Regions from separate parts of the Mus musculus genome. Here region 1 is linked to region 2. Evidence: chromatin loops called from intact Hi-C (ENCODE). Cell type or tissue: left cerebral cortex. All regions are shown on one strand. Links, peaks and the distances in the headings refer to the core of each region. The heading gives the core; the rest is flanking DNA. Region 1 holds the start of Med11 (mediator complex subunit 11). Region 2 holds the start of Slc25a11 (solute carrier family 25 (mitochondrial carrier oxoglutarate carrier), member 11).

Region 1 (16,107 bases), core at 3,170-11,169, 190 kb after region 2:
GTGCTGGAGGACCGTCGTGACGTCAGGCAGTATCAGGCCAGGGCGTGGGCATTCCTACAGGTCTGGTGACTTGTTTGACTGCTTCACCTTGGCCATGTGACTGGATCCTACTGAGACCCAGCGGTCCAGGGAAGTGAAAGCATCTTGGAGCCAGAGGAAGGATCTAGAGGGTCACCCACTTTACAAACCAGCAGACAGACAGATGACTTCTCAAGAGGGCTGAAATCCCCGAACCCAACCGAGTCATTCTTCGGGAACCACAGCTTGCTCACTCGGATTCCTCTGGTTCTACAGCCCAAATTTTCTTTCGGTTTTGTCGGATAGTCTTGGCTGACCCTACGGCTGGCCGGCCGGAGACTGGAGCTCCGCCTTCGGGGCAGGGGTGTGTGTGTCCCCCGACTGGGAGCTGGGCGCAAAGCGGGCTCCCCGGTACCGACCAGACGGTCGGTTCCGGACAGCGCGCGCCGGGGGACAGAAGGCGCCACCACCTCGCGCCCCCTCCCCTCCTGAGCTTGGCACGGATCAGCGCCTTCGCAAAACATCAGTCAGGGTGAAGAAGAGAAAGCTTTAGAGAATTGGCTGGATGTCGGCTAGGTGACCTCGTCCCAACAAGCTCCGCAGAAGCCGGAGATGAGGCGGGGCTTTGGACCCTTGTCTCTTGCGTTCTTCCTTTTCTTGTTGGCGCTGCTGACCCTGCCAGGTTAGTCGGGGGTGGGGGTGGGGGTGGGACGCGGGACTGGGGCCCCTGAAGGAAACTGCGGAGGGGCACTAAGTCCATCCGCGGGATTAAGAACGCAGCCCAGAGCTATCCAGGGCTGCAGCGGTGACTAGGGAAAGTCTGTCTGAGATTAGACTGGGACAAGGGCAGATTCCTCAGTCTGAGAACCCAGGCTGATTCCTTTTCCATTAGGCGATGGCAACCAGGGCAGTGTCGCTGGAAGTTGTTCTTGTGATCGTACCATTTCTTCTGGCACCCAGATACCGCAGGGTACTTTGGATCACATCCGAAAATACCTGAAAGCATTTCATCGTTGTCCATTCTTTATCAGGTACTGTCTCTTTTCCCCCCAGGGCAGGTGTGGGACCATCGATCTGAACACCCAGTCCAAGTCCCGGAGCCTAATTCCTTTCTAGTTTTACTTATCTGGGGATTTCCAGCTGTAGTGGGGCTCACCTTCTTGTGACTTCACACCTTTGGAATGAGGAAAGGTAGGGAAGGGAAGGAGTGGACTACATTGATCCTTTTGCAGGTTCCAGTTGCAGTCCAAAAGCGTGTGTGGGGGAAGCCAAGACCAGTGGGTCCGTGAACTAGTGGACTGCTTTGAGCGCAAAGGTGAGAGCCTTTTCTGTCCTCCAGTGGGCCATCAGGGTGCAGGCTGCCACCTTACAATGCCCTTTGCCTCTGCCACATAGCACTTTCTTCGTTAGAACCTTTTAACTTTCACTGAAGTTCTGTCACTTCAGTCTGTGTTTTCCCAATATCATTTACTGTCATCTTCCTGGATTTGGCCAATTTGTTCTACCACAAATGCTATGACTTAATATTTTCTTTCTTTTTTTTTTTTTTAAAAGATTTGTTGATTTATTTATTATATGTAAGTACACTGTAGCTGTCCTCAGACACTCCAGAAGAGGGCACCAGATCTCATTACGGATGGTTGTGAGCCACCATGTGGTTGCCGGGAATTGAACTCAGGACCTTCGGAAGAGCAGTCAGTGCTCTTAACCGCTGAGCCATCTCTCCAGCCCCCGACTTAATATTTTCTTGAAGTCACTATTTTAATATAAACTATACTCAAGATTGGTCAAGCTAAGTGTGTACACTGCCCCTGAGTGAGCTCCCCGGGTTTTTTTTGACATTTTTAGACAGGGTCTGGTTAAGTTGACTGGGATGGTCTTGAACTTGCTATCTTCTTGTCTCAACCTCTCTAGTAGCTGGGATTATAGGACTCTGCAACAGGCTTGACTTTCACTGCTGTGTTGTCACTGAAATCACTTGAAGGTACTATTTTCATTTTCTAATACTTCATGATGAAAATAAACATGTTTAAGTTGAAAGAATTCAACCACACACCTTTAACCCTAACATTCTGGGAGGCAGAAGCAGGTGGATCTTGGTGAATCTGAGGCCAGCCTGGTCTACAACATGAGTTTCAGGATAGCCAGGTCTATGTACGAAGACCCTACCTCAAAAACAAAACAAAAAGTTGAAAAAAATTCTACAATGGGCAGCTTCTATGCACATCATCTAGATTTTGTAATACTTGATTTACAGTTTTTGTTTTGTTGTTGTTTTGGGGTTTTGTGGGGGGATCCTCCCCAGCCCTAGGCAGGGTTTCTTTGTTTAAGTCTTGGCTGTCCTGGAACTCACTTTGGAGACCAGGGTGGTCTCAAACTCACAAAGATCTGAATGCCGCTGGCTCCCGAGTGCTGGGGATTAACGGTGTACATTCCCTCCTGTTGGCTCTTGAGTTCAATATTTATTGATCTTTTTTCTTTCAAGGTAAACAAACAAATACTTAATGAAATGAATAAATCCTAAGGATACATAAGCCAGTTTTTAAACAACTTATCAGCATTCCTTCAGCTACACCTCTCATGTAGAGATTGTATTTTTTTTTAAGAATTACTTATTTTATGTATATGTGTACACTGTAGCTATCTACAGACACACCAGAAGAGGGCATCCAATGCTCATTACAGATGGTTGTGAGCCACCATGTGGTTGCTGGGAATTGAAATCAGGATCTCTGGAAGAGCAGTCAGTGATCTTAACCGCTAAGCCATCTCTCCAGCTCTGTATTTTTCTTCTGAAAGAAAATACATGTGTAGGGTGTGGTGACGCCGTGCCTTTAGTCCCAGCACTCACGAGGCAGAGGCAGATAATTTCTATAAATTGGAGGCCAACCTGGTCTCCAGAGCTAGTTCTGGGATTGCCAGGCTACACAAAGAAACCCTGTCTCAAAACAACAACAAAACCCCAGAAATGTTCCTCATTAGTTTATAATGAGGTATCAACGGTACCCCACTCACTGCCTTTCAGGCTACAGAGACAATGTAGACATTGTTTTCTTCAACTCTCTCAGATACCCTGGGCCTTTTACTCTGAAGAAAGTCCCAGAAGGCTGTAGATGAGGGTAAGATACATCTAGAGTCCCATGCAGGATAGCACACCTGCTTGCTCTTGTGCCTGCATCTGATGGTTTGTGAACTTCCTCATCCCTGTCTGTCCCTCTGCCACTTGCTTCCTCCCCTGCCCTGCCCCAACTGCAGGGGCCTCACTTCATACATGCTAGGCAAGAACTCGGCCACTGGGCTGTATACACGGCTGTTCAACTGTCCCCTGAATGCTACCCATGCCCTTCCCTCTGCTGGGGTCATAACATAATTCCCAAATAGAGAATTTTAGCAGTTGAGAGACCCAGCAAAGCAAATCACTCGGACTTTCCTCCACCTTTCTCTGGGACAGCCGACCATACAGGAATTCTATGACATCACCTGAAACCGGGACATAATAAAATCTTTCATGCAATAGCAGTCCTGGCTAGGACAAGGAGGCCAGAAAGAATCTGACAAAGCCACACTGGTCCCCCTTCCTGCTTTACTGTGGAGTGGAGTTGGGGGACTGGAGATTTAATCCATGCCACATCTCAATGTTGTCCCTTGTTCATTACCACACTAAGGAGAACCCTTTATGTCCAGTCATATTCCTATACCACTGTCCTAATCTAGTCTAAGCACACTATAACTCTCCCTGTACTTTATTCTGAAGGTTCCTGTGTCCCATAAAACTTTGAATTTGTTGTGCTTTTCTCTTGTTAATCTGCCTTTTTTCCCTTAGGGGTGGAGGGGTGGTGGGGTGTGTGCCTGTGTGTGTGTCTGTGTGTGTGTGTGGAGAGAGAGAGAGAGAGAGAGAGAGAGAGAGAGAGAGAGAGAGAGAGAGAGAGAGAGAGCGCCATACCTTGAAGATACTTCTACAGCCATTCTAGTAACTGATCTTTTGTTTTCTCTCCAGAGTGTGGAACTGGTCATGGGAAGAGTTTTCACCACCAAAAACATTTGCCTCAAGCCAGTACCCAGACCCCTGAGGCCGCAGAGGGGACACCTTCGGACACGAGCACCCCTGCACATAGTCAGAGCACTCAGCACTCCACTCTTCCATCAGGAGCACTGTCCTTAAACAAAGAGCACACCCAACCCTGGGAGATGACCACTCTCCCTTCAGGCTATGGTCTGGAAGCTAGGCCTGAGGCTGAGGCAAATGAGAAACAGCAAGATGACAGACAGCAAGAAGCACCAGGAGCTGGAGCTAGCACACCAGCTTGGGTACCGGTGCTGTCCCTCCTGGCCATTGTCTTCTTCCTCACTGCAGCCATGGCCTATGTGCTGTGCAACAGGAGAGCGACACAGCAGAACTCTGCAGGTAACCAGGACTCTTAACCCTCACTTCCACCAACCTAGAGCCTTCCTGGGAGGCTGTCAGCTCTGTGGTTTGTGAGGGAGGAATCAGCCAGAATGGACTAGGCCTTAATGTTAATTAACGTCTAGGAATGTGATTCCCCAATTCAGCTCCTGTCTTGCCTTGAGTCTCCTTCAATCAGAGATCATCTCCCAATGTCTTTACCCTTTCCAGGTTTGCAGCTCTGGTACACTCCTGTTGAACCAAGACCCTAGCGCCTACAGCAAGAGTGGAAGCTCATGAGAGATGGATGATGACATGGGAGAGGTGGTAGGGCAGCAGGCTCGTCTCCATCAGTGAATGGAACCTGAGCTCACTGTTTCTCATGCTGTCTTGAGACAAAGTATCCATATGGAACCTAGGTTAGCTTTGACCTGCTGACCCTTTGCCTCTACCTCCTAGATTCTGCGATTAAAGACATATGCTACCACATCTGCCCCCATTGACATTCATAAAAAAGGTATGGATTTCCAGGGTTTTGTTGTTTAGCTAAGATGTTATTTAGTCCAAGCCAGCCTCAAATTCTCTATGTATATGACTACGTATCCCTAGGTCTCCTGCCTTCCCTATGTATATGACTACGTATCCCTAGGTCTCCAGCCTTCCCTATGTATATGACTACGTATCCCTAGGTCTCCAGCCTTCCCTGTGTATATGACTACGTATCCCTAGGTCTCCTGCCTTCCCTGTGTATATGACTACGTATCCCTAGGTCTCCTGCCTTCCCTATGTATATGACTACGTATCCCTAGGTCTCCAGCCTTCCCTATGTATATGACTACATATCCCTAGGTCTCCAGCCTTCCCTATGTATATGACTACGTATCCCTAGGTCTCCAGCCTTCCCTGTGTATATGACTACGTATCCCTAGGTCTCCAGCCTTCCCTGTGTATATGACTACGTATCCCTAGGTCTCCAGCCTTCCCTGTGTATATGACTATGTATCCCCAGGTCTCCAGCCTTCCCTGTGTATATGACTACGTATCCCTAGGTCTCCTGCCTCCACTTTCTATAGTGCTAGGATTACAGTCGCTGAATACTTTTTTTTTTTTTTTTTAAGACAGGGTTTCACTATTCAGCCCTGACAGTCCTAAAACTCAGAAGATCTGCCTGCCTCTGCAGTGTTGGGATTAAAGGACTGCTCTTGGGGAACACTCTTTACAACTAATAATATATGAATAGCCCCTCTGCCCTTAGCCTTCCCCCACGTCTAATAAAATGTAACACTCAAATACGTGGTTCAAAAGTGCAGTCCCAAGGTACAGTGCCTGCTTAGCATGTGTAAAGTTCTAGGTTCAACCCTCCCACTACCAGATCAATTTTAAAAAGTGTCTGCTTTTTGCATAGTGTAACAATAAACTGGACAAATTCTGTTTTTAACTGTAATACTAAAGATTACTTTTAGACCAATTGGCTGAGGGCTGGAGAGATAAGTCAACAGGTTTCAGATATTGTTCAAGACTCTAAAGGACTCACATGGTGGCCCACAACCATCCGCAACTCCGGTTCCTGGGGACTTGACAACCCCCTCTGACCTCCACAGACACCATTTATATACGTGGTACACATATACATACAATAACAAAACCATTGTTCATACACATAAAATAAATCTTGGCAAATGTTTTTTTAGAATTAGTGACTTCTGCAGACTCTGGGTCTTTGTCCCTTCAGAACTGCTGATGGTGCCCCCTGGCCATAAGTCTCTCTTGAGACTCCATCAGCTGTTCTCCAACCCCACACTGAAGCCTGGGCTTTCTCACTCCCCTCCTCACAGCCGCCACGCTGATGCTATATAGACTGGGCTGATGCTGTGTAGACAGGACTCGAGTCCTCAGTCTCTTGGAGCCTCATACATATGAGAGAGAGAGCGAGAGAGAGACTCTTAGCTTTATAAAAAAATACAGCTTTTATTATTAAAACACTTAGTTCCTGTTTTGTTTCTTCCAATGAGGAACATAACTTCCCCTTTTGAAGGAGGGTCCCTCTATGTACTTAGCCCAGGTTGGTCTCAAACTACAGCAATCTTCCCACCTCTACTTCCCAAGTACCGGGCCTACAGGTGTGAGCCACTGTGTGTGCTTATAAGAACACATTTATTTTTATTGGGCCAAGTCTTCTGAAACTCCAGGGCAGGGTGCACATGAGGAAGTGGGTTGGGAGTTGACCTCTGACCTCTGTCTGATCTTGCATAGTGGAAAACAGGGCCGTCTTGCTGGAAGAGTCAGAAGAGATGTGTGTACACTGGGGCTTTGGATTCTTCAGTTCTCCTTTCTGCCTTGTGGTCCTCGTCTGCCCTGACCAGTAGGGCACGTGTATGATGCACTGCTCCCCATCCTACGGTCTCTGGTGCAGGGCACACTCTGGATCATCCGAACTCAGTTCTCCAGCATCTGCTCACAGGTTCTCGCCACATCACTAATCTTGAGGCGGGCGTAGTCTACTCGCTTTAGAGCCATTTGACAGTCCTTCCTGGAAGAGTAGCTGGAGCCCTCATGCGGCTGCCCTGTGGCCACCTACAAGTCAGATCAATCAATGGGGTACTGCCTCTCTTTACCACCCACAACCGGGCAGTATTATTTCTCTGGTCTCACATCTTTCCCAAGTTTGATCTACATTAGTTGACTGGTAACTCAGTGTTCTAAGGCAACAACAACAACAACAAAAAAAAAAAAAAAAGAAAAAGCTTAACCACTGTGTGAACCTCATCTATGAAATAGGGACCACAGCGAATACTTCCTAGAGTTTTAGGATATGCCCAGCACACCACAGATGTCAGTAAACAGTAGCAGCTGGAGTAAAGACTCTGGAAGCCTCTTAGCGATGTCTGTCTTCTTAGTCCCCAAGCAAATATGGCCTCACAAGTTTCTGGGAACAACGTTCGGTAGCTTCAGTATTTATTTATTTATTTATTTTTATTTATTTATTTCAGTACCTGGGCCTCTTTATGGTAGGTAAGTGCTCTAACACAGAGCTCCAACTCTCTTTCTGACCTACTGGGTCTGAATTGCCCAGACAAGTTTTGAACTTGTGATCTTCCAGCCTCAGGCACTTAAGTAGCTCAGAATACCGGCCTGTGCCAGCTGGTATGCCTAGGGTATTGTTTATACACCCTAGACATTTTTAATCCTTTCCTTTTAGAGGACTAAACCAGCCCTGAAATGAAAGTACCTATCGCGTAAGAGGCAGTCTTACCTAGCTAAAGCTCAGGGAATCCCCAAGGCTAGGGCGTTGGTTCAGAGCTGGGGTCCCCGCCCAGCACCTTCTAGACACACCCACCTGAGTGAGGTAGCGGATTTGAGCGGATAGCTCTGCCTCCACGTGCTGCACAGAAGTGGTGAAGGCTGCCGCCTGCCGGTCGAGGAGCCGCTCGTTAGTCTTTTCCTTGGACAGTTCCAGGATCGCCGTTCCTGCCAGGGCGGGGAGAGGGCGATGTCAGACCCAGGCTTCAGACTCAGCCCCGCCCTAAGGCTAGCATTCAGGTCCCGCCCCAACTGCACGCAGAGTCCCGGGCTGGTCTTCACCCCTTGCCGTCTGCCCCTCGCTTCCCGAACCTGCGTTCTGGAGGATGGCGCCGATTTCACGCTCGATATCCTCCAGGGCGCGCAGCCGCTCGTTCGCCAGACTGTAGGTAGCCATCGTTCCAGTGGAAAGCCCCACAGGCCGTCTTTTGCGAGGTGTGGCGCCACAGCCCGGAAATGCCTGTTAATGTGCGCCTGCGCAGAGGCCACTGCAGCGAACACTACAATTCCCAGGATGCTCAGCGCGGCCTCGCCCTTCCGAGTCTACCTGGTCTAGTCTGACTGCCAGGGCGCTAATGCCAGGCCAGACAGGGGTGGAAAGAGGCGGTTATTGACTTGTTTTCTGACAGGATCTCAGTTTAGACCAAGTTGGCCTGGAACTCATAGAGATCCTCTGGTGTAATAGGTCTGTCAAAAATGAAGATAGTTTAAAGAGATACTTGTATCTCTTCAGTCTTGACTATCAGAACTTGTCTTCCAGAAAGAGATTTTACACAGTTCTAACAACTTGTCAGACCACTTTACAGGATGAGACTGAAGCCCAGATAATGAATAGTCAGTGATGGGTGTGACCACACACCTTGACTGAGGGTGGGGGTGCGGGTGGGGGTGGGGTACTTAGATGTGCACAACCTTGCTCTATTTAAACTTTGATGTTGCGTTAGCACCCTGAAGACTGACTTGAGGGGGCTTGCCGGATCTCTTTGTCACTCTTCCCAATGTGGCCACATTGGATACGTCTCCTTTTTTAACTTTCCATTTTTAATTGGCTTATTAAAGAAGGGTGGCCAGACATGACTTGGGCACTAGTCTTCCCCTCACCCCCTTCCCCACAAATTGAGTATCACTGCCTCTGCCTCCCTAAATACTGGGATTAAAGATATGAGCCACCACTGAAACAGCCCTGTGGCCCAAAGCCACTCAGACCTCTCTGATTTAGTTAACTGTCTGACTTACTGAATTTATAAGAATTTATTATTAAGCATTGGCCCTGGGCCAGGTGATGACAGTGGGAGTTCAAGTGGGTTCCTCCATACTGGGTAGTCATGGGCTCTTTGGTGGCCAACCTCTCCCAAGGAAAGCATGACATTCTCCGTGCCTAAGGCTTCTTCCTGATCCTGAGCCCAGCTCATTCTCATGTCCTGGTTCCTTCCCTCGACCTTTCTGTCTTTGATTATCAATTAGGTGTGCTAGGCTCTATGGATATAGAGATAAATGAAATGTTCTCTCACTCAATGGTGTTTGTTAGCTTATTTTATTTTATTTGGTTTTTTTGAGACAAGGTTTCTCTTTGTAGCCCTGGTTGTCTTGGAACTTGCTCTGTAGGTCAGGCTGTCCTCGAACTCACCAAGATCCGCCTGCCTCTGTCTCCTGAGTACTGGGATTAAAGGTGTGCATCACCACTGCCCACCAAGATTTATTTATTTAATTTGGTGAGTAAGGGTATTTTGTATCTGTATGTGTGTCTGTGAGTGATGTGCATGCATTGCTCATGGAGGTTAGAGAGGACATTGGATTGTTTAGAACTGGAGCTGTAGGCAGTTTTGAGGTACTGTGTGGTTGCTGGGAATTGAACAGGTTCCTCTGAAAGGGCAGCCATTGCTCTTAACCACTGAGCCATCTCTCCAGCCCTGGAAGTGGTTCTTGAACTGAATTCTAAAGGGCTGTTGTGATGGATGAAAGGTTGTTGTGGAAAAGGGAGCTAGTATTCTCTAAGAGATGGGGCTGTGAAGGAGCCTGGTATGGTTGAGGTCCAGTGAGGAGTTCTGTGTATGTGGAGTGAATGGAATGTGATTGGTGCTCAGGGCTGACATGAAGCTGGAACAGGAAGTTCAGGGAAGCTCAGAAGCTAAGTAATTGAAATTCATTCTAGGATGCTAGAAGAAGGGCTTGAGATGTTAAGAGCACTGGCTGCTCTTGCAGAAGACCTGAATTCAGCCCCCAGCATTACGTCAGCTGGCTCACAACTACTTATATCTCCAGCTCCAAGAAATCAGATATCAAGCTTATCTGGCACCAAGGGGAGGGGAAGCCTTTGGTCCTGTGAAGGCTCGATGCCCCAGTGTAGAGAATGCTAGGGCAGTGAGGCAGGAGTGGGTGGGCGGGTGGGGGAGCTCCCTCATAGAAGTAGGGTAAGGGGGAATGGGGTAGGGGGAAGGGGATAACATTTGAAATGTAAACAAATAAAATATCCAATTAAAATAAATAAGTAAATAAATAAGAAATCAGATGTCCTCTTTTGTCTTACACGCAGATGCCTGCACACATGTGACACAGACACACACAAGTGAAAGGGCGGAGGGTGGATTAGGGAGTAGTGGGTGTGAATATGCTCAAAATACATATTGTACAACATTCGCAAAGAATTAATTTTAAAAATCGGGGGAGAGAGGTAGGGGGAGGCTGGAGAGATGGCTCAGTGGTTAAGAGCACTGACTACTCTTCCAGAGGCCCTGAGTTCAAATCCCAGCAACCACATGGTGGCTTACAACCATATGAAAAGGGATCTGATGCCCTTTTCTGGTGTGTCTGAAGTCAGCTACAGTGTACTCATGTGTATATAAAATAAAATTTTTAAAAAATGGGGGGGGGGAGGGGATGGGTTTCTCTGTGTATCCCTGTCTGTCCTGGAATTTACTCTGCAGACTAGGCTGGCTTTGAACTCACAGAGATTTGCTTCTGCCTTTCAAGTGCTAGGATCAAAAGGTGTTCACCACCATTGCCTGTCTCAAATAATTAAAGTATTTTATTTTATTTTATTTTATTTTGGTTTTTCAAGACAGGGTTTCTCTGTGTGTAACCCTGGCTGTCCTGGAACTCACTCTGTAGACCAGGCTGGCCTCGAACTCAGAAATTCGCCTGTCTCTGCCTCCCAAGTGCTGGGATTAAAGGCATGCACCACCACACCCTGTTCAAAGTATTTCTTAAAATGAAAGAAATTCTGAAGGGATTTTGGGACCTTTGAAGAAAGTGTGTCATAACCAGATGTATTTTTTTTTTAAGAGTACTCTTAAGATTTACATCAAGCCAGGCAGTGGTGGCGCATGCCTTTAATCCCAGCACTCAGGAGGCAGAGGCAGGCAGATTTCTGAGTTTAAGGCCAGCCTGGTCTACAGAGTGAGTTCCAGGACAGCCGGGGCTACACAGAGAAACCCTGTCTAGAAAAACAACAACAACAAAAAGATTTACATCAAGAGTAAAAATACTGCTGGTTGTGCTGGTGCACATCTGTGATTCTAGTGCTCTAGAGGCAGAAGCAGGTTGATCTCTGTGAGACTGAGGTCAGCCTGTTCTCCATGTGAAGTTCTGGAACAGACAGGGCTACATGGTAAGTCAGACTTTACAGCAAGTTCAAAGTCAGCCTGAGTTGAGACCTTGTCTTGAAGGAAATGAGTAAGACTGAGGAGACGGCTCACTTGGTCAAGCACTTGCTAGGCAAGCCAGAGGGGATCTGTGTTTGAGTTGCCAGCACCAATGGAGAAGCTATGCACATGGAACAGTTAATCAATTCTTTTCACTTCAGGCTCCCCTGGAGTCAGACATCTTCCTGCCTCGGCCTCTTGAGTCCTGGGATTGCACCCCCACACCTAGCTACCACTTCACTTTTGGATATGACCAGACAGAAGAGGATTTCTAGATATTTGAAGGACTTTCTAACATGAAAGCAATAAACACAGAGGAAAAACAAATTCCATAGGCCTCAGAGATTTTTGTTTTTAAATGTATGATTGATTAGTTGAGACTGTGGCATATTCCTGTGGTCAGAGCTAACTTGAAAGACTGGGCAGGGTAGGAGGATCACTTGAGTTCAGGAGTTTGTGGGCAGCCTGGATAACATAGCAAGAATGCCCCAGTTTATTCTATTTTATTTATCTTCTGAGACAGGGCCTTGGTATGTCACCTATGCTCCCTGTCTCTTCTTACAAACAAACAAACAAACAGGATTGAATCCAGAAAAAAATGCATTTGGAAAATCAGATCATGAGGGAAGATATGAAAAGTCCATTATGAGATGAAAGAGAAATGAGAAAATCTTCCTGCAGGTAAAGTAAAGGAAAGAGATGTGTGTAGCCGTGGGTGTGCTGGTCCACGGTGTGCTGGTCCACGCGCTAATCCCAACACTGGCGAATTTGAGCACTAGCCCACTGCAGGTCAGCCAGAGCTACAGAGTGAGACCCTGCCTCAAAAAGAAACAAAACCAAACCAAACACACACACACACACACACACACGCACACGCACACGCACACACACACCACAGAGAAAGAGAGAGAGAGAGAAAGACAGAGACAGGCAGAGACAGAGACAAGCAGAAACAGGCAGAGAGAGGAGACAGACAGAGAGGAGAAAGAGGAGAGAGAGAGAGAGAGAGAGAGAGAGAGAGAGAGAGAGAGATGGAATAAATGAATGTAGCCAAGAAAAGGCCATTGAGAAGCAGCCCAGGAGGCTTAGATTCTAGATGATCTCACAGGAAGTGAGAAGAAGGAACTTGTACCTCTGAGATGTGAGAGCCCATTAAAGGCCCCAGATAGCTGAGGAGGAAACCAGACACACAAATAGAGGACCAGGCTCAACCAAAAGGCACTTAGGGAAGCTTCCAGAAAAAGGAAACTGTAGGCAATGGCTGGGCAATTAGAATGGCATGGCGCCTCTTAAAAGGAAAGAAAAAAAAAAAAGAAAGAAAGAAAGAAAGAAGGAAATGAAAGAAAAGAGAGGAAACAAGCAGAAATAAACAAAACAAAAATTTCAGAAAAACAGCGACCACCGCCAGCCACTTCATTCCCTGCAGCAAGAATAAGCCTTCCATGTTTGAGGGAGAACTGATTCAGAATTCCACACCCCAGCTGCGTTGGGGTGAAGACTAAAACACAAAGACTCTGTTTTTCTCAATGAATGTTTAAATTTATTTTCTCATGGAACTGTTAGGCACAGGCAGTTAGTTCCAAGTACTCCATAGGTCAAGGCTTGGGCTGTGGTTGCCCTTTAAGGTCTTGCCTGGGTGAGCCTGTAGTCCTGGATGCCAGCCCTCCTTGGACTCATTAGAGACACAGTCTTAGCACTGGCCCCACACCAACTGAACCCCCACTGTGTTTAAAGATCCCCAGGTGGCTTGTATGGACAGTAGAGTGTGAGAAACCCTGCTGGGGGCGCTGTGTGCACACCCTGAGACCCTGAGTTTCCCCTGCTCTGGGCTAGGGCTGCAGGGAAAGAGGAAGAGGAAATGCAGTGGATGGGGAACTATGTGAGGGGTCTGGCTGGGAAGTGACTCATTTGAGTGATCGAAGGAAACTTAGCCATATGCTCTTCCCCACCTCTGGAAAACGCAGGCCTTTCCTAAGTGGCCAGCTATCACATCACCTCAGAATAGATCTTAGGGTTATCTAGGGATTCACAAAGCTGAACTCTCACTTAGGAAGATGGAATAAAGACACGTTGGTCTGCAGAAGCCATCAGATTTCCCCAGTAAGAGGCCCAGGCCCAGGTCATCCATGAAAGGTGACAGGGAACCCCAGTGCAGTAGGAAGATTCTGAAATATATCTTCAAGGACGTGAAAGGGATGGATGCCTTTTGTTTAGAAAGAACTGGAATGTAGACTCATGGAAGAGAGTATAGGGTGAATTTGTGATAAATTGGAGAATAAGCATATTTCGAATGACCATTAAGCAGGGAAAACAAAGCTGTATAAAAAGACGTGATTGGGAAAGACCACAGATCCTCTCTGAACCTTAACAGAGGCATAATTCAATAGCCGACATTGATCTGAGCCCAACTGATACAGTCCTCTGGGGAACGGGCTGGGGGCAGGGTGAATAGCATTTTGTGATGACCAGGAAGGACAAAGAGACTCAACCTTCACCTTCTGGTAGGTTTGTCCAGACTGTGGCCTGTATCTATACATTTATCTTCAAATGTGGCCTACAAAACCATAAACTTACTTAAACCAAACCATTATGAAGTTTTTAAAAAGTCTTGGGCGCCCCTCCTCCCCCCCTTTTCCTCCTCCTCCTTCTCTCTCTCTCTCTGCAATTTTTATTTTGCAACTCGATTTTGCAGTTACAGTACAGTCTAGTCTGAGCATGAACTTTGTAGTTGACGGCACTGTGTCATGGCATCGGCTAGGTGATGCTGAAGGCAGAAGTCAAGAAGGAACAAAACGCCAGGCAGTGGTGGCGTACGCCTTTAATCCCAGCACTCGGGAGGCAGAGAGAGGCGGATTTCTGAGTTTGAGGCCAGCCTGGTCTACAAAGTGAGTTCCAGGACAGCCAGGCAGCCAGGGCTACACAGAGAAACCCTGTCTCGAAAAACCACCAAAAAAAAAAAAAAAAAAAAAAAAAAAAAGGAACAAAACTAGTCTGTTCCGAGATACGGATGGGGTGAGTGGGTTGTAAATGCCTTCAAGAAACATTTGAAAGAGGCGAGGAGAGTTCCCTCTGAGGAGAAAGAAATCAGGGGCCTGCCTTATTTTATTTATTTATTTTTGGTTGTTGTTGTTGTTAAGACTCTTACAGCTGCCAGGCATGGTGGTACACATCTTTAATCCAAGCACTCAGGAGGAAGCAGAAGCAGGCAGATTTATGTTGAGTTTGAGGTTAGTCAAGTCTACGTAGTGAGTTCCAGGACAGCCAGGATTGTGTAATGAGATACTATCTCAAAAAACCCAAATCAAGGAAAACAAACAAACAAACAAAAACCAACCAACCAAGCAAACAAAAACACAACAACAAAACCAAACCAAACCCAAACTTACATCAGCGGCAGACACAGAAAAGAATATTACAGCACCATAGACTCTTGTGGATAAACTCAGGGTCTTATATGTGTTAGGCAAACTCTCTATCTCTAAATTATCTGTATTTATTACTTTGAATAAAAGGTAAAAATTAGGGGCTGGAGAGGTGGCTCAGTGGTTAAGTTGGTGTCTAGATCAGCTCGTGGGAGTAGGAGGTGGGATGTTGAAGTCAGTCATTCCTTTTTGCCTAATCTTGGGGAAGGGGAAGACATCATTCACCATGAGGCAGGTGTAAAAATGGTAATACGGGAGCAGGAGACTGGGTGACTGGGTGACAGGGTGTTCTTAGGCACTTAAGGCCCAGCCTAGGTCAGAGACCAGTATGTTTTTAGTGGTCTTAGATCTCTACTCGGGGCTCAGCACAGTGTCAGGTCCTTGGGTTTGTTCAAATATATTTGTTGAATGAGCAAATAAGCATGGTCAGGTGATCTGTTCTTTGGCAGCATACCCTGACCAGCCACTCGGCCTGGTGTTAGAGCAGAGGTGAGGGTGGCTGGACAGATCCAGGGGTGAGGGTGAAACTGTGCAAAGAGGAGAAACAGTCCATTGATGAGACCGTGGCTGATAGGCACATGTGTGTAGTGGAAGGAAAACGAAGTGTCTGGCCATGAGTAAAGGGACGGGTGAAAGGCTTGGTGACAGAGCACACTAAGACACCAGTTAGGAAAGGGTTTAAAGTCTACCTTCACATAAAGGTGTAGCATTATCAATAATAAATAACAAAAGTGTTTTGGAACTACATAAAAGGTAAAAAGCTGTCCAACAACGTGGAGATATCAAAGAAAGCCACATTGAGTGCTTTAAATAAAAAGGGAATGAAAGGGGCTGGAGAGATGGCTCAGCGGTTAAGAGCACTGACTGCTCTTCCAGAGGTCCTGAGTTCAATTCCCAGCAACTACATGGTGGCTCACAACCATCTGTAGTGGATTCCAATGCCCTCTTCTGGGTGTGTGGAGACAGAGCACTCATGTACACAACTGCACATGTAATACACTGGGAAAAATACCTTGCCAAGTATTACAAAGGGCTAATTTCCTCCTCCTCTCCCTACCTCTCCTTCCTTTCTTGTGCTTTGGGCCGGCTAGTCCAACACTCTATCAACAAGATAACAGAGCTAGTCTTCAGCCCTGGCTGGGGCTGGGGCTTGTACCCAGGATGCGCATGCACAGCCTGGGCGAACACTTCCTCATTGAGCTATACTCCAGCCCTTGTTAATTTACTCATTTTATTTATTTTTTTTTGTTTGTGTTACTTTATTTACTTATTTGAGACAGGATCTCCCTATATAGCCCTAGCTGGCCTTGAACTCACAGAAATCTGCCTGTCACTGCAGAGA
Region 2 (14,593 bases), core at 6,359-14,358:
TAAAGTCGACACCCCTCGACCAAAGAAGGCCTGCGCTTTCACCTCTCAGGGTCCTCAGAACAGCCATTCCGGCACCACTCCACCCTATCCTCTCTTGGCCAGTGATGAGCGATGAGAGGCCAGGAGACGAATATAGACCAGCACTGAGCGCTGGCCTGGCGCCCGAAAGATACTGCTGGGACAGCATTTATGTTCCTGCGTGAAGCCTAAGTGGTCAGGAGCCCTTTTCCCCACCGACTGTGGGCGCTTCAGCGCTCAATCCTTGCCTATCAAAGAATGGTGTTATATCACGAATGGAAAAAACAAAACAAAACCATGAATGGACGTGAAAAGGGGATGACCCTTTGTAAGCTCTTGGACGCCTGTGGCCACTCTGTCCATCCATTTGCAGCACCGCAGGAAGTGAATCTCTGCACTCGGTAACTCTCTCCGCCTTAGCAGGTCTAGGGGTCTAGGGCTAGTGTGGGGTCTGCTCCGCGTTTTGTGGGAGCCTGGCGGGCCGGCTGGTTTCCCAGGGCGCCTCATCTTTTCACTCGCCGGCGCTGGAGCTGGTGACTCACGCGGCGGCCGGCTCTCGAGCGCTCCTCCCCGTCGGCCCTCCCCACGGGGTCGCCCTCCTTGCCTCCACCCTAGGGTCCCCACCTGTCGTGGCGTCCCTGTCCCGCCCCTCCTCTCTTATCTCCTGCCGCTCCCTGCGGGATTTTTCCACCCCCGGGCAGGAGGCGCGCAGATCAGAGGTCAAGGGATGGCGGGCGCAGGCCGCCACGTGCCCCAGCGCGGCCCCGCCCGTGACTCAGCCACGCGGCTGTCGAAGAACCTCGGCTGGGGGGCGTGGGGAGCCAGAATTTGGGGATGAACGTCAGGGAACCCAACCCGGCTCCAAAAGGCAGCGAACCAAGTACTTCCACTGGGAGAGGCTGCACACCCTGGCGCCCCTCCTCCGAGGGACCGGAAGCGGCCGAGCCCCTCGGAGGCCAGGGTCCCGGGTGACTCCTTTACTCCCTCCAGCCTCAGTGGCCTGCCATTCGCCCCTAGACCTGCTCGGCGGCGAGTGAGCTGACCGCACATAAATACTTAGCAAAAGTTTTTCTGGAAAAGAAGAAAGCCCCAGTGCGTCCAAAGTAGAGGGGACTTTCCTCTTCTTATAAAAGTTGTCATCCTTGGTACTTTAGTATTCTTCCGCCTTGAAAAATGAGTCCCGTCGTGTCACCCGGGTGGCGCCCCTATTCAGTGACCTCTGTAGACAGGGTTCAGGCATGGGGCGAGGCTGAGCTGGAGCGGATCCAGCGAAGGGAATGATTCCTCGGGAATCTAGGGACGCGCTCGAATGAACCCAACGTGTGCGCTGTACATGGCAGACGGTTGGGACAGGTGCCCTGGTTGGAGAGACCTTTAGTACTGAAAATGACTAGAGTATTATATCGATTTCACTTTTGCTCCCTTATCGTTTAGATAAATGTGGAGAAGGCAGCAGGGCCCAACCCGGGGCGTCTGCCCGTCCCGACTGCTGGGGACGCGTCTTCCCTCCTCGGATGGTCCAAATGTGTCCCGCCAGGCGCGCGCTCACGCAGCCAAGCCGCTAGCCCCAACCGCCCCACGCGCTGGCTTCTCACTGCCCCGGCGCAGGCGCGGGCGCACGCGCCGCCGCCCGCCGTTCCTTCCCTCCCGCGGAGGTGGGGGTTGGGGGGTGGAGGAATGATTCGGTTTAACCCTGGGTTCCCCGAACCCACTTCAACTTGCTCAACCTTACTAATTTTCTTTTTTTTTTTTTTTTCTTTTTCTTTCCCTGCTTCCTCTGGCTTCCTCCTTCTATAGCCAAGTGGTATTCAGGATGAATCGGAGCGAGCCCTAACCTTAACCTCTCCTGCCACCACCACTCTATATAGCCTTTGGCGTGGCTTTCCATCGAACTCGGCAAATTTTGCAAAGTGGGGGGAGGGTTTTTTAAAAATTGCATTTGCAAAAGTTCGCTATCTGGCCCGGCGGGGGGGGGGGGAGGATGGAGGGAGGGAATGGGGCGCAGGCCCCGCCCCGCCGCCCTTTGCAAATAAAAATCTAGAGGGGGGGGGGAGGAGCAGGAAGTGGCGGTGCGAGGGCTGCTGCACAGCTAACAGAGCCGCGTTCCGGACGGCAGCGCGTGCCCCGAGCTCTCTGCCTTCCCCCGCCCGCCAGCCCGAGCCCGAGCCCGCGATCCCAGCAACAGCCCGCAGAGCAGCCCCAGCAGCAGCGCCATGGCCGGGTGGAACGCCTACATCGACAGCCTTATGGCGGACGGGACCTGTCAGGACGCGGCCATCGTAGGCTACAAGGACTCGCCCTCCGTCTGGGCCGCCGTCCCCGGGAAGACCTTCGTTAGCATTACGGTACTGCGAGGCTCGTGCGGTCCCGAGCAGTGACCGGCCTTAGACCCTCTGGGGGACTGGGGTGGGGGCGGGCGCAGGCGAGCGAGGGCAGCGGGAGGCCGTGATCCGGTCCTCTCCCATCGGCGGGGCGAATGGCGGCTGCGTGAGACTGGCTCCCTCTGTGGTTCCCCGGGCTCTACGCCCCTCGGCGGCGGCGCCCATCTCGCCCGCCGCCCCGCTTTCTGCGACCGGGCGTTACATCCGGGGCCCAGGGCGGGGAGGGGCGCGGCGGCCGGTGCGGCGGCCCACTTCCGCCTCCTCCAGGGCGGGGCGGGCACGCGCTGCAGTTTTAGCCCGGGATTATGATTGATAAGGGGCTCCGGAGCCTGGACTCCCCTTCGGGCCGAATGCTCGCTCTCCCTCCACCATTGTTCCCCCTGACGCTGATGGGAGCGCCAGGCGCGTGGCCTTGGGCCCGGGCCGGACCTCGGTAGCCACCCTGCCCCTCCCAGCTCCGTTAGAGAGGGCGAGGCCGCCACACACACACACACCCCCCAAGTCGGCACGTTAGCCTCAACATTCCTGGGAGGCCGATTCCGGAAGTCCCCTCGCCCTCCCTTCCCGCCATCCGCCCGGGCCCGGCGTAGGGGAACTTTGTGAGAAGTTCTGAGACGGTAAAAGTGAAGGAATAAGGTTGCTGCTGTCCCTACCACCACCTTCCCTGACCACACTGCCCGGAAGTGGGGAGGGGGAGCGGAAGTTCGAATGGGGGGAGGGGATTTCCGGGCGGGAGGGTACCGGATATAGGGGTTTGGGGGTTTAAGGGGGAGAAGGAGAAAGGTTCTCTGGGATGTCTAGACTCACACACAGACTAGTCTCCTGCCCTAATAAACTTTTTGAACTTAATTAGAGAGCCCCCGGGGTCAGCTTCCTTATCTTGGGGCATAGCTACCTGGACCCAAACTCCAGGTTACCCGGAGACCCAGGCGTCCGGGCTCCTAACAACGCCTGCAGAACCTTTGACCAAATAAGGACAAAGTTACTTCTCCTCCCTTCCTACCCCCTCCCTTCCCCTCTTTGCTTCTGCTTTTCCTGAAGGGCTGTTCTGAGCATCCAAAGGCTCCCCCTCGATCATTGATCGATTTCTGGTACCCAGCATTTGCTTTCCCTATTAAGCATGAACATCTAAGACTTCAGAGGAATACTTTTTCCTCCTTGACCCATTTACCAGACTTTAGGACCATGATCGGTCTCTGCAATACCCACAGTACTGGGTTTTCCCCCCAACTTTTGGTGGTGTGGATGAAGCACCCTCAACTCCAGCTCCACAGTACATAAGAGGACAAGTTATGCAGGTGCACTAACTTAATGAGGTGATTAATTCTTTTAGCCAGCTGAGGTTGGTGTCCTGGTAGGCAAAGACCGGTCAAGTTTTTTCGTCAATGGGCTGACACTTGGGGGCCAGAAATGTTCTGTGATCCGGGACTCACTGCTGCAAGACGGGGAATTTACAATGGATCTTCGTACCAAGAGCACCGGAGGAGCCCCCACCTTCAATGTCACTGTCACCATGACTGCCAAGAGTGAGTTTGACTGATTCTCTAGCTTTGAAATCCTTTTGTTAGTCACTTTATGTGTCCTCAGTGTCAAGGCTGCATAACAGTATTTACTCTGCTGGTTATGGGAACCGTGGATGGTCCTTTGGGTTCTGACTCTGGCTCCCCAGCTTGTAAAGAAACTAAAACTTATATTACCTCTTAAGTCCCTTCTTGCTTTGAGCTTTTTTGAGATTAGTTTGCTTAGGGCAGTTGGGATCTTAAGTCAGCATTTGGCTCTAATCTCCAGTTCTGTAAAGACTTGAGAGGTAGGAAGCGCATCACAGCCGTTCCTAGCCACCTACAGCCTGGAAGTTTAGGACCTCTAAATTTTGCCTTTTTCTTTACTACTCTTAAAGCTCTTTTTTTTTTTTCCTTCTTTGAAAAGCTCTATTGTTTTAGGATGACTGACAGCCTGCCTGTGTATAAGGGGGGGAGGGCTGGTTAGGAGGGCTGAGGTTAGGTTACAACCCCCGGGGCCAGACAGCTGCTGAACAGCTGGCAGGGTTGAATTGTGACACCTGGGTCCTAGCTTCCTTTTTCTTTCCTCCAGCGCTAGTCCTGCTGATGGGCAAAGAAGGTGTCCACGGTGGTTTGATCAACAAGAAATGTTATGAAATGGCCTCTCACCTGCGGCGTTCCCAGTACTGACCTCATCTGTCCCTTCCCCCCACCGTTCCCTTTGGCTTTTGCACCCCCTTCTTTCCATACACACACATACCATTATTTTTTGGGCCATTACCCCATTTCCCTTATTGCTGCCAAAACCACATGGGCTGGGGGCTGGGGCTGGATGGACAGACACCTCCCCCTACCCATACCCCCTCCTGTGTGTGTTTGGAAAATTTTTGTTTTTGGGTTTCATTTTTTGTTTTTTGGTCTTTTTTTTTTTTTTTTTTTTCTGAATAAAAAAAGATTCTACTAACAAGGACCTGTGTTGGTTTGCACTTGGCATTAGTTGGGAGACAAGCACAGTGACCCACCTCAATTAGGTACCTGCTTCTTGGCTGTGTCCAGAATGAACTCTTATTTCCAGTCTTATTTCCTTTTCTAAGCCCCAAGGACTAAACTAAGTAGGCATTCTTCTGTGTACTTAGTCATGTGACCTAGGCCCCTCTATAGTGGTATTTCCATTTTCAGGTCCAGTTGAATTAGTATGTAATGGAACATAGCCATCCAGACCAGAGAATGGGTCCAAGCCTGCGGGTGAGGCAGGGCCACTTGAGTCATCCTGTGTAGGTGGGGCTCCCCTCCCTGAGTCATAGCAAATGCAGCTAGGGCTCTCCCCGACAAGTTCATCCTATGAGGTGATTATTTTTCCAGAATTTCACCTGTGTAAAGATGATCTTAACCTTTTTTTTTCATCCACAAAAAAAAACCAATTTTATTAATCCAAGAAATGAAAACCATGTCCCTATGGCTTCTAGCCCCCTCAAAAGGATGAGGCTGGGTTCATGAACCTGGGGTAGAATGTCCCCTATCCCTCACCCTCAGCTTATTAGACTGGAAAAAGAGTTTGTGCAAATAGGACGGTCACCAGAGGTACCAAGTATGGGGGTGTCAGGCCAGGGCAGCAGATGAAGGAGGTGAGGGATCTGTGGAGGGCCCAGGGAAGACCAGGGGAGCAGGGGCTAGGGATCCAAAGGAGGTGGGAAGAGTAGGGCTAGAGCCCAGGAGTGGGGTCCATTCTGAAGCAGGTTGGTCCCTTGGCTCCCCTTCATCGCCTTCCTCTTGCTCTTGAGTTTCTTCTTCCTGCTCCTCATCGCCAGGACCCCGATGTACAGGCTGTTTGCAGATGGGGCAGGTCTTGCGGGTCTGAGTGAGCCAGGGGTCCACACAGCGACTGTGATAAGCTGTGGAGTGGTTTATATGAAAGGCTGGTCTCTGCAGGTTGGGCAGGAACACAGACACAGGCACATGTGGGCCTTACCATGAGCACAGGGAAGTACTCGAAGCTTGTCCCCATCCTCATATTCATCCAGACAGATGGCACAGACGTCATATTCATCTCCTGGGAAAGGAAAGGATTCACTCAACTATTGGCAGTCACGCCCAAGAAAACTCACTGTACAAGTCTTATTGCCCCGTTTTCTACCAAGCCAGTGCAAACTTAGGGCACCACATAAAATCTTGGGGCTAGAGGGGACAAGCAGAGATAAGGGAAGTGAGTTGGGGGGGGGTAGGAGGGGAAAGCAGAACTGGGAGGGGCGAGGCGTTTGCTATAGCCTTATATGGTACTGGAGGCTCCAAGTCTAGATAACCCAACCCCTCACCTGCTTGCTTTGAGTTCTTCTGGCTCTTACACCTCTTACACCCCACACACAAAGTCAAGTTTCCTTTGTTCATCTCTGCTTTCCAGCGCCTGCTCTACCCTACCTCCTTTGCTTGTGGTTGGTTGGTCATCTTTTTTTTTTTTTTTTTTTTTTTTTTTTTTTTTTAACCAAGCAAAGGTGGCACCTTTCCGGTTCTTTTTTGAACCCTTTATCTACTCACTGGGTTCAAAAATCCTTCAAGATGAGGCCAGCTAGGAGAAAGGCCCCTTCTCCTGCCCTTACCTTTCTGATAGTCATGGGTAGGAATCTGTTTCAGTTGCTCTTTGGTAAGTCGGTTCCGCTGAAGCCGTTTCCGGTGCTGGATGCAACGAACTATCTAGGGATAAGGAAGAGTGGACCAGGCTTAAAAAATGATTGGAAAATGCAATAAACCCTCCCCTCTACCGATCCAGTCTGGCATCGTAAGTTCTCCTCAGCTACTTACCAATACTGTTCCCATGGCCAAAACCAGTAATCCTACAATCCCAGTGAAAGGAATGAGGTAATAGCCCAAGGGGAAGCTGTTGTCTGGAACCAGAAGCACCCGAGCCCTGAGGAGAGAGAGACACAACCTCAAGCCAGGTAAAATAGGGTTACTGGCTTGGGACAAGGCATAATGAGGAGAAAGTCAAGGCAGCCGAGGAAGAGCCTGAGCCTGAGTGGATTGAGAAGAACTGGAAGAAAGCATGCGTCCTACCCCTTCTCGTAGACAAAAAGGGCTCGTAGGTACTCTGCGCTTCTCTCTCCAATAAATACAGATGGGATCCAGATCTGCTGTTGGATTTCCTCTGTAAGGAGCAGGATATTAGGGATTTAGCCTTCTGTTCCTCAATTCCCTGAAACTGGCTTTTGGCACTTTTTGCAGATCTCAACCAATTGCCCTCCCACTCAACTCCACGGTGCACCCAGTAGTGCAGGCTTCTTCCTTACCGCTGTTCCACACCATGTTCAGCAGTTCATTGGAATTCACATTGTGCACCACAGCTGCACCATACCCAGCCTTCTGAGCATTTAGGACCTAAGGAGGCCAAGCGGGAGGGATAGAGCTGTAACCCTTGCCCTTCATTCCTGGTGTCATGTACCCTGCTTACCACCTCCCATTCCCCATTCAGCAACCTTGAGGTCAAAGTTGCAGTCGAATCTTCGAAGCAGTGCAATAAAGACTGACCCATTGACCGGGGCTGAGGGTGGTGGGGCAATAGGACCGCAGGCATTTTCTGGGTGGGCCTCCACAAGGAACCCCTGAGGGATAAAGGCAAACATTTTCATCTTTAGTTCTGTCTTCCACAGGACCTACCACACATAACACTATATACTACCTGCATTCTGCAGCTCTATCATTGCTCATTCTGGAGGTCTGAGCATCCCACCCAACACTGAATCTACAACTCAGACATGGTGATACATGCATTTAATCCCAGCACTTGAGACTACTGTGAGTTGGGGACAGCCAGAGTTCCAGAGTCCAGTCTCAAAAAAAAGAAAAAAGAAAAGGGATCTCTCAGCTTTCTTGAAGATGCAGTTACAGTAAACTACATCCCTTACCAGAGGCTCCCTTAACTTCTCAAGCGTAGTTTAGTTCTGCTTTTAAGTTTCCCACCGATAGTGGTTCACCTTGCTACTCATTCATGGCATTTTCAACAAGTTTCATTTTCCAATTAGCCATCTTACAACTCTACTGCTAACTGTGGCCGAATGAATTCTTGCTATGTGGCATGAACTTTGTAGTGAACTACTACAGACATGCTTATCACACTGGCACGATAGCCCTAGGTTAATTTCTATTTCTCATTTGACTCAGAACCCATAAAAAGCTGTCCATGGCCATCTATACAAACAGTAAGTTGCTCCAGAGACTGCTGATAAGCACCTGCTTTTTATCTTAGCCCACTCTCAGACTCCCTCTTAAACTTGGGAGTTCTAGGGGTTGTAGATGGTTCAGTGCTTAAGCGCACTGGCTGTTCTTCCAGAGAACCGGAGTTCAGTTCCTAGCATCCATGTAGCAGCTCACAACTGACTGTAACTCCAGTTCCAGGGGATCTGACACTCTCACACCTATGCATATAAAATAAAAAATGTTAAGTTCTAGAGGTGGGCACTATCTATTATCTCTGGATTCTGGACTCTGCGCGCTGGACATGATCATGCACTTAGGTTTTTCTGGATTGGGGACACTTTTTTTTTTTTGCTGGAGATTCAACCTAGAATCTCACTCATACTAGAAAAAGCACCCTATCATTGAACTATCCGCAGTCCACTGCATTCCGCTGCTAACTCCACTACTTCCTACCTCCTGAGCACGGCCACTTCGCCCCTACCCAGGATCCATATAGGGAAATGGGGAAAACATCACCTGCAGTCCCTCGTCGCTCAGAGTGGCCCCAAACAGAGCTGGAAGGTCTGCAAAGTCCATGCTGGCATTGTGCTCCGAAGTCTGCAGACGGAACACTACGTGTTTCAGTCTGAACCCCATTCTCAGCACCCTGTCCCCGTCCGACCCTCAGACTCACCGCTCGAATCAGCCCTCGGACAGGGGCTGCTCCCCACAGTACAGTAGCCACGACAACAGGAAGCGGGAAGGCCGCAGGGTGCATGGCAGCGGGAGGGGTAAAGCTGCGAAGGTCGCGTTCTGATCGCAGGAGCAGAAGCCGAGTCCTGCGCCCTCCTCTGCCTCTCCTTCAGGATCCCAGGGGTCCAACCACCCCTAGGTCCCACTTCTCAGCTACATGGGGGCGTCGGGGAAGGAACTCCGATTCAGGGAGTGAGCTATCAAACCAGCTTAGCGGAGCTGGTAGGGGAGACAATGTATCTTTCTCTAGTACAGAAATAGGACAGAATAGGAGCGAAGGCAAACAGGTAACAACAACAACAAAAAAACTTCCGGAAGGGTAGGAGAAACCTCAAAGAGGTGGGACTTCCGGCCAGGTAGACTGTCTTCCTATGCCCCTGGAAAAGGGTTTCCGGTAAGAAAGGCCAATTCCAGTATTGGACGCTCAGGACGGAGGACTTCCGGTCCCGAGAGGCCGGTTGAAAGAAATGTTTGACATGTAGAAGGAGCCTGCGGAGATGGAGGGAGCTTCGATGCTCAGGAGACGATCTAGTTTTTTTCCCTCAGTCCCTGAGATCCTGGAGCTGCCCTGTTTACAAACCTCTCCTTCGTCTGGCCGCCACGGTACGTTCAAAGTATCGCGAGAGTGCTTGCCACCACCCTCCCTCCACCCCCCCACCCCCTTTCGCCGCTGAAATATATCGCGAGAGGCCTCATAGCCCGAACTCGGCTGATTCACTTGCTCTCGCGAGGTTTTCAAACAAGCTTTTTTTTTTTTTTTTTCCCCGCGATTCCAATTCCGGAGGGGCGGGAATTTAGGGTAGCTTCCTAAATCGGCCACGCCCCTTCATCGTGCATCTTAGCCCCGCCTTATTCCCCGGCTGCCTTTGCGCTCCGAGCCTGCGCCCGCCCCAGCTTCCAGCTGGAGCCAGATTTGCCTGTCGGAGGGGCGTGCGCGCGCGCGCCCTCACCCTGTTGCGCGCTGGTGTCACCTTGGGCGCGAGCGGGGCTGTACGTGCACGGGACCCAAAGCCGAGGGCCATCAAGGGGCGATGGCGGCGACGGCGAGTCCTGGGGCTGGCCGGATGGACGGGAAACCCCGTACCTCCCCTAAGTCTGTCAAGTTCCTGTTTGGGGGCCTGGCTGGGTAAGCTCAGGCCCCAGTGATGGGGGAAAAGGAGGAAGGGACGGGAGCAAGCACCTGGGCCCAGTGTAACTTGGGGTGTGTTGCAGTAAATTGAGCCGGTGCAGGGTCCCTGATGGGTTGCCAGGATCTATTCATCCTTTGCAGGGACCCAACTGTGCTGCATTCAAGGATCTTTACCCTGTGTTTCCACCACCTTTGCTTCGTTGTGCCTGTTTGGGTGGTGGGTATAGGTCATTAAAGGCTTTGTTATAGGACTGCTTGGAGTCTTAGGATGGGGACGCCCTCTCCACCTTTCTTTAGATCGCCTGTAGTCCTAATTCTGCTTGAACCCTAAAGAACTGCCTGAGGCTTTTTGATTTGCATGCCCCTTACTGGGCAACTGGACTCTTTTGCTGGCACGTTGCCCTTGATGCACACACTTAACACACATGCCCACCAGCCTCCTGAATCCTTAGTGGCCCTGACCTTTGTAACTTCTTGCCAGGTTGCAGTAGAGCTGGAACCACTGACCTCTGATTCCCTTTCCTGCCTCACTTCAGGATGGGTGCTACAGTCTTTGTGCAGCCCCTGGACCTGGTGAAGAACCGGATGCAGTTGAGTGGTGAAGGGGCCAAGACTCGAGAGTACAAAACCAGTTTCCATGCCCTCACCAGCATCCTGAAGACAGAAGGCCTGAAGGGCATTTACACTGGGTACTGTGGCCTCAAGTTGGGGAGGGAAGTTGTTGGTTGGCAGGTCCAGACCTTGGCCTGATGTGCTGACATTTCTACTCTTCAGGCTGTCAGCTGGTCTACTGCGCCAGGCCACCTACACCACTACTCGCCTTGGAATATATACTGTGTTGTTTGAGCGCCTGACTGGGGCTGATGGTACACCCCCTGGCTTTCTTCTGAAAGCCCTGATTGGCATGACTGCAGGTGCAACTGGTGCATTTGTGGGAACGCCAGCTGAGGTGGCTCTCATCAGGATGACTGCTGATGGTCGGTGAGTTCCGTTTCTGAGCTTAACTCCAGCCCCATTCCTGGACTCTAGGATGGTGTTGTTAGTCTATATCTACATCAGGGCACTTACCTATTCAGGCTTCCCTTTCTTTGTTCCATGGACCCTGGTCTGTCCTGATCTTGGCCTTTCCCTGCCTTTCCCCCAGGCTTCCAGCTGACCAGCGCCGTGGCTACAAAAATGTGTTTAATGCCCTAGTTAGGATTGCCAGGGAAGAAGGAGTCCCCACACTGTGGCGGGTGAGTGCGAGGGTTGGAGTCTTGGGCCATGCTGGGTTAGATCTCTGGCACTTTTGACTGTCTCCATTGCCTCCACCCTCCACCTCCAGGGCTGCATCCCTACCATGGCTCGAGCTGTCGTTGTCAATGCCGCCCAGCTTGCCTCTTACTCTCAATCTAAGCAGTTCTTGCTGGACTCAGGTGAGAGACCCAGAGCTGAGAACTTGAGCCTGGCCTGAGCTACCTGAGAGTTGACTACCACCTTTTGCTTCACCTCCCAGGCTACTTCTCTGACAATATTCTCTGCCACTTCTGCGCCAGCATGATCAGTGGCCTCGTTACCACTGCTGCTTCCATGCCTGTGGACATCGTCAAAACTAGGTGAGTCTGCAGCCTGGGACTGGAGAACTTGGGGAGGCCCCCCTTTCTGGTTTTCATGTTCATACTGACTCTCTTTCAGGATCCAGAATATGCGGATGATTGATGGGAAGCCAGAATACAAGAATGGGCTGGTGAGGAGGGGGGGGAAGGGGTGCCCTGGGAGGGATGCGAAGGGAGCTAGGGACAGGGGACAGAGCCTGGACCAGGACCAGGGCCTAGCCCCAGCACTTGCCTGCCTGTCTGTCTAGGATGTGCTGCTGAAAGTCGTCCGCTATGAGGGTTTCTTCAGCCTGTGGAAGGGCTTCACACCATACTATGCCCGACTGGGCCCCCACACTGTCCTCACCTTCATCTTCTTGGAACAGATGAACAAGGCCTACAAGCGTCTCTTCCTCAGTGGCTGATCTGGCATGGTCCCAGGACTAGTGTGCCAGGCTTCCAAGCCATCCACTGCTATTACAGTCGCTATGCCCTGGAGGACCTGGATTCTGCTACCCTGGGCTATTCTATTTATTTTCCCTCTCCAGTGTGGTTTTCTCCTTTGCGGTAAAGAACTTAGTCTGTTCTCCCCCTACTCCAGCCTGCCTGCTGTGCTTGCCTGATGCTTAGAATCACTTTGCCCCTGGCTCTTCCTGAGGAGACCTAAGACACACACCAAGGATTTCTAGTCTCCTCTTGGGTGTTAGATTCAGGGCACACCAGACAGCAGATCCCTCTCTCTGGGGAATCCAAGGCAGAGCTGAGGAGACAGGAGAAAGCAGAAGCTGTCAAGATGACAAAGGGTCTATGGTGGAAGATGTGGCCTTCCTCCTCCCTGAGGACTTAATAAATTGGATTGAAATACCAACCCCAAATCTGGATAGTCTTAAGGATCATAGGGGGAGGTAGCTGCACAAAGAAGCTTATATCTCTGGAAAACAAACTGGAGTTTTAACAAAATAATTAAAGAAAGTCACCTACTGGTTTTATGAAAATGCTGTGTAAAGTCGTAACTCAACAGCTGACAGAAAAGAAGAAGAAGCAGCAGCGCTGGGCAGTGGTGGCTCAGGCCTTTAATCCCAGCACTCGGGAGGCAGAGACAGGCAGATTTCTGAGTTCGAGGCCATCTTGGCTATACAGAGAAACCCTGTGTCAAAAAACCAAAAAAAAAAAAAAAAAAAAAAACCAACAACAAAGAAGAAGAAGAAAAAACTGGGCCTTGTGCATACTTGCAAGCCATTTGTCCCAAAATGTGGCTGACTCACAAATTATATCACAGTTGTCAGGAAAAGCCTCTGGGATCTGCCTTTTCAGCATCAAGAGGGAAGGGACAACAAGTCTAAATTGAAGCAGGGCATAGTGGTGCTTGCTGTTTATCCCAGCACCCAGGAGGCAGATTTCTGAGTTCAAGACCAGCCTAGTCTACAAAGTGAATTCCAGGACAGCCAGGGTCACAGAGAGAAACCCTGTCTTGAAAGACCAAAGCAACAACAAAAACCCCCTGGACTTCTATGGGCTAGAGCCACAGTGGTTGAGTGAGAGGTTCAGAGCTCTTGGGGGATATAACGGAGTCAAACCCAAGGATTGAGGCAAAAAGAATATTGATCAGAAACTGGGTTGGCTAGAGAAAGTGATTATTTTTTTCATCCATTTTGTTTGTTTTTTGAGACAGAGTTTCTCTGTGTAGCCCTAGCTGTCCTGGAACTCACTCTGTAGACCAGGCTCGCCTCGAACTAAGAAATCCACCTGCCTTTGCTTCCCAAGTGCTGGGATTAAAGGCGTGCACCACTGCCCGGCTTTTCATCCATTTTTTTAAGAAGTATGATTCCCAGGCTCTCAAGGATCCTACAGACTTGTTGGCATATAAAGGGCTATGGAAAGGTCAAACCAGGAGACGTGCTAGGCAGCCTGAGGGCTGTATGCCAGGTCAGACAACAGGCAGGCAGCAGGTGCGAGCTGTCCCTTTGGCAAAGCCTTAACAAAAAAGATGGTAGTGCAACATCCTGGTGCCTCTGCCGCTACTTTCCTTAATCCTTCCATGCGCAGCATGCCCTAGGCCACCCTAGGTAGCCACCTGGAGACATTTGGAGCCTGCACCTTTACTTAAGGAGTTTAAAGTCCAGCAAGAAGATGCAAGAACATTTGGAAATGGCTATAGCAGTGGACTGCATCTTGCCCAACTTAGGAGAAAGATTTGTTCATGGTAGTAGTGAGGTAGACTGAGAAGGAGGCAGAACTCTTAGCTAAAGTGAGGATGGGCTCAGAAGAAGACTACTGCTGGCACAGGTGACCCATGAGACATTTCAGGTATGAGGTACCATGAGAGATGAAGGTGAACACCATGAGAGATGAAGCTGGACACTAGTGTCACATGCCAGGTCCAGGTCAGCAACAAGATGAGGACCACAGAGGCAAATAAGAGCCAGAGGAGACCAAGGACATAGAAGCCCAGGGGGAGAAAACAGCAGTCAGAATTGAGAAAAGGACTGCTTTCAGAAGGTGAAGTCCATGAAGAAAAGTCTGATGGCTAACCTCTAAGATTTGTCTTCTACTTGGAAGAGTTAATGGCAGGAAAGAGATTGAGTCAGGTTCACCGGAAGATCTAGAACCATCTGGAGAAGGGCATTCCATAGACCCCGGAAAGTGCAACCTTCCTTCCCTTATCTGGCCCCCAATCCCCGAATTAAACTAAAATGAGGTGTGGAAGAAAGCCTCACTGGGAGAATCGATGAAATTTTGGGAGAGAGAAAGATGCCATTACATCCAGCTTTGAAAACAGGAGACTCAAACCCAACAGGCTGCCACACCCTTTGCCAGTCCCACTGACGTGGCCAGCAAGGAGAGTTGTGTTCTAAAGACTACACATGTGAGGAGCATAGCCGCCTCTCCTGCAGCCAGGCAGCTTTAGCTCTAGAGCCTTTTCTATTCTAGACTTGATACTGAGGTAGCCTGACGGGAAGCCAAGCTCTGCAGGAGATGAATCACTAAGGTGGAGGTGTCCTACCTGCCACCCTCAGCTACAGCTACAAGTTTGTTGGGTATTTGGGATCAGGATGGTAGCAGTTGGGACTT

What was found. Hi-C counts contacts between places; a loop is a spot of excess contacts. Peaks named below come from ENCODE experiments on the same cell type or tissue, not always from the same donor. Only the 100,000 strongest peaks of a DNase experiment are listed, where the experiment ranks them.
Region 1: a loop joins it to region 2, with 9 times the contacts of the local background. A loop is called at or near these places in 1 of 42 quality-filtered maps.

What each region holds. Positions count from the first base shown.
Region 1 is chr11:70,443,971-70,460,077 of GRCm38, reverse strand. Med11 (mediator complex subunit 11) reads right to left here and starts at 8,160. Exons shown (of 3, transcript NM_025397.3): 1 at 8,015-8,160; 2 at 7,740-7,870; 3 at 6,346-6,976. The coding sequence starts at 8,099. The coding sequence ends at 6,839. It overlaps Cxcl16 (chemokine (C-X-C motif) ligand 16), which reads left to right and starts at 94. Exons shown (of 5, transcript NM_023158.7): 1 at 94-700; 2 at 911-1,049; 3 at 1,251-1,333; 4 at 4,016-4,423; 5 at 4,634-4,889. The coding sequence starts at 631. The coding sequence ends at 4,674. It overlaps Zmynd15 (zinc finger, MYND-type containing 15), which reads right to left and starts at 645. Exons shown (of 14, transcript NM_001029929.3): 1 at 1-645. In left cerebral cortex, for the core only: a CTCF peak has its summit at 7,810; DNase peaks (open chromatin) are centred at 7,867, 8,154 and 8,980; H3K4me3 peaks cover 1,324 bases; H3K27ac peaks cover 1,058 bases.
Region 2 is chr11:70,642,119-70,656,711 of GRCm38, reverse strand. Gp1ba (glycoprotein 1b, alpha polypeptide) reads right to left here. Exons shown (of 2, transcript NM_010326.3): 2 at 12,726-14,593. It overlaps Slc25a11 (solute carrier family 25 (mitochondrial carrier oxoglutarate carrier), member 11), which reads left to right and starts at 9,673. Exons shown (of 8, transcript NM_024211.3): 1 at 9,673-9,944; 2 at 10,484-10,636; 3 at 10,722-10,928; 4 at 11,092-11,182; 5 at 11,272-11,362; 6 at 11,443-11,542; 7 at 11,622-11,673; 8 at 11,791-12,693. The coding sequence starts at 9,850. The coding sequence ends at 11,946. Rnf167 (ring finger protein 167) reads right to left here and starts at 9,477. Exons shown (of 9, transcript NM_027445.3): 1 at 8,760-9,477; 2 at 8,603-8,683; 3 at 7,366-7,491; 4 at 7,180-7,267; 5 at 6,947-7,037; 6 at 6,695-6,800; 7 at 6,493-6,586; 8 at 5,868-5,948; 9 at 5,291-5,790. The coding sequence starts at 8,843. The coding sequence ends at 5,498. It overlaps Pfn1 (profilin 1), which reads left to right and starts at 2,062. Exons shown (of 3, transcript NM_011072.4): 1 at 2,062-2,363; 2 at 3,733-3,925; 3 at 4,491-4,865. The coding sequence starts at 2,232. The coding sequence ends at 4,588. It also overlaps a transcript of Eno3 not described here. In left cerebral cortex, for the core only: no CTCF peak of the experiment used is centred there; DNase peaks (open chromatin) are centred at 8,825, 9,262 and 9,632; H3K4me3 peaks cover 2,910 bases; H3K27ac peaks cover 1,773 bases.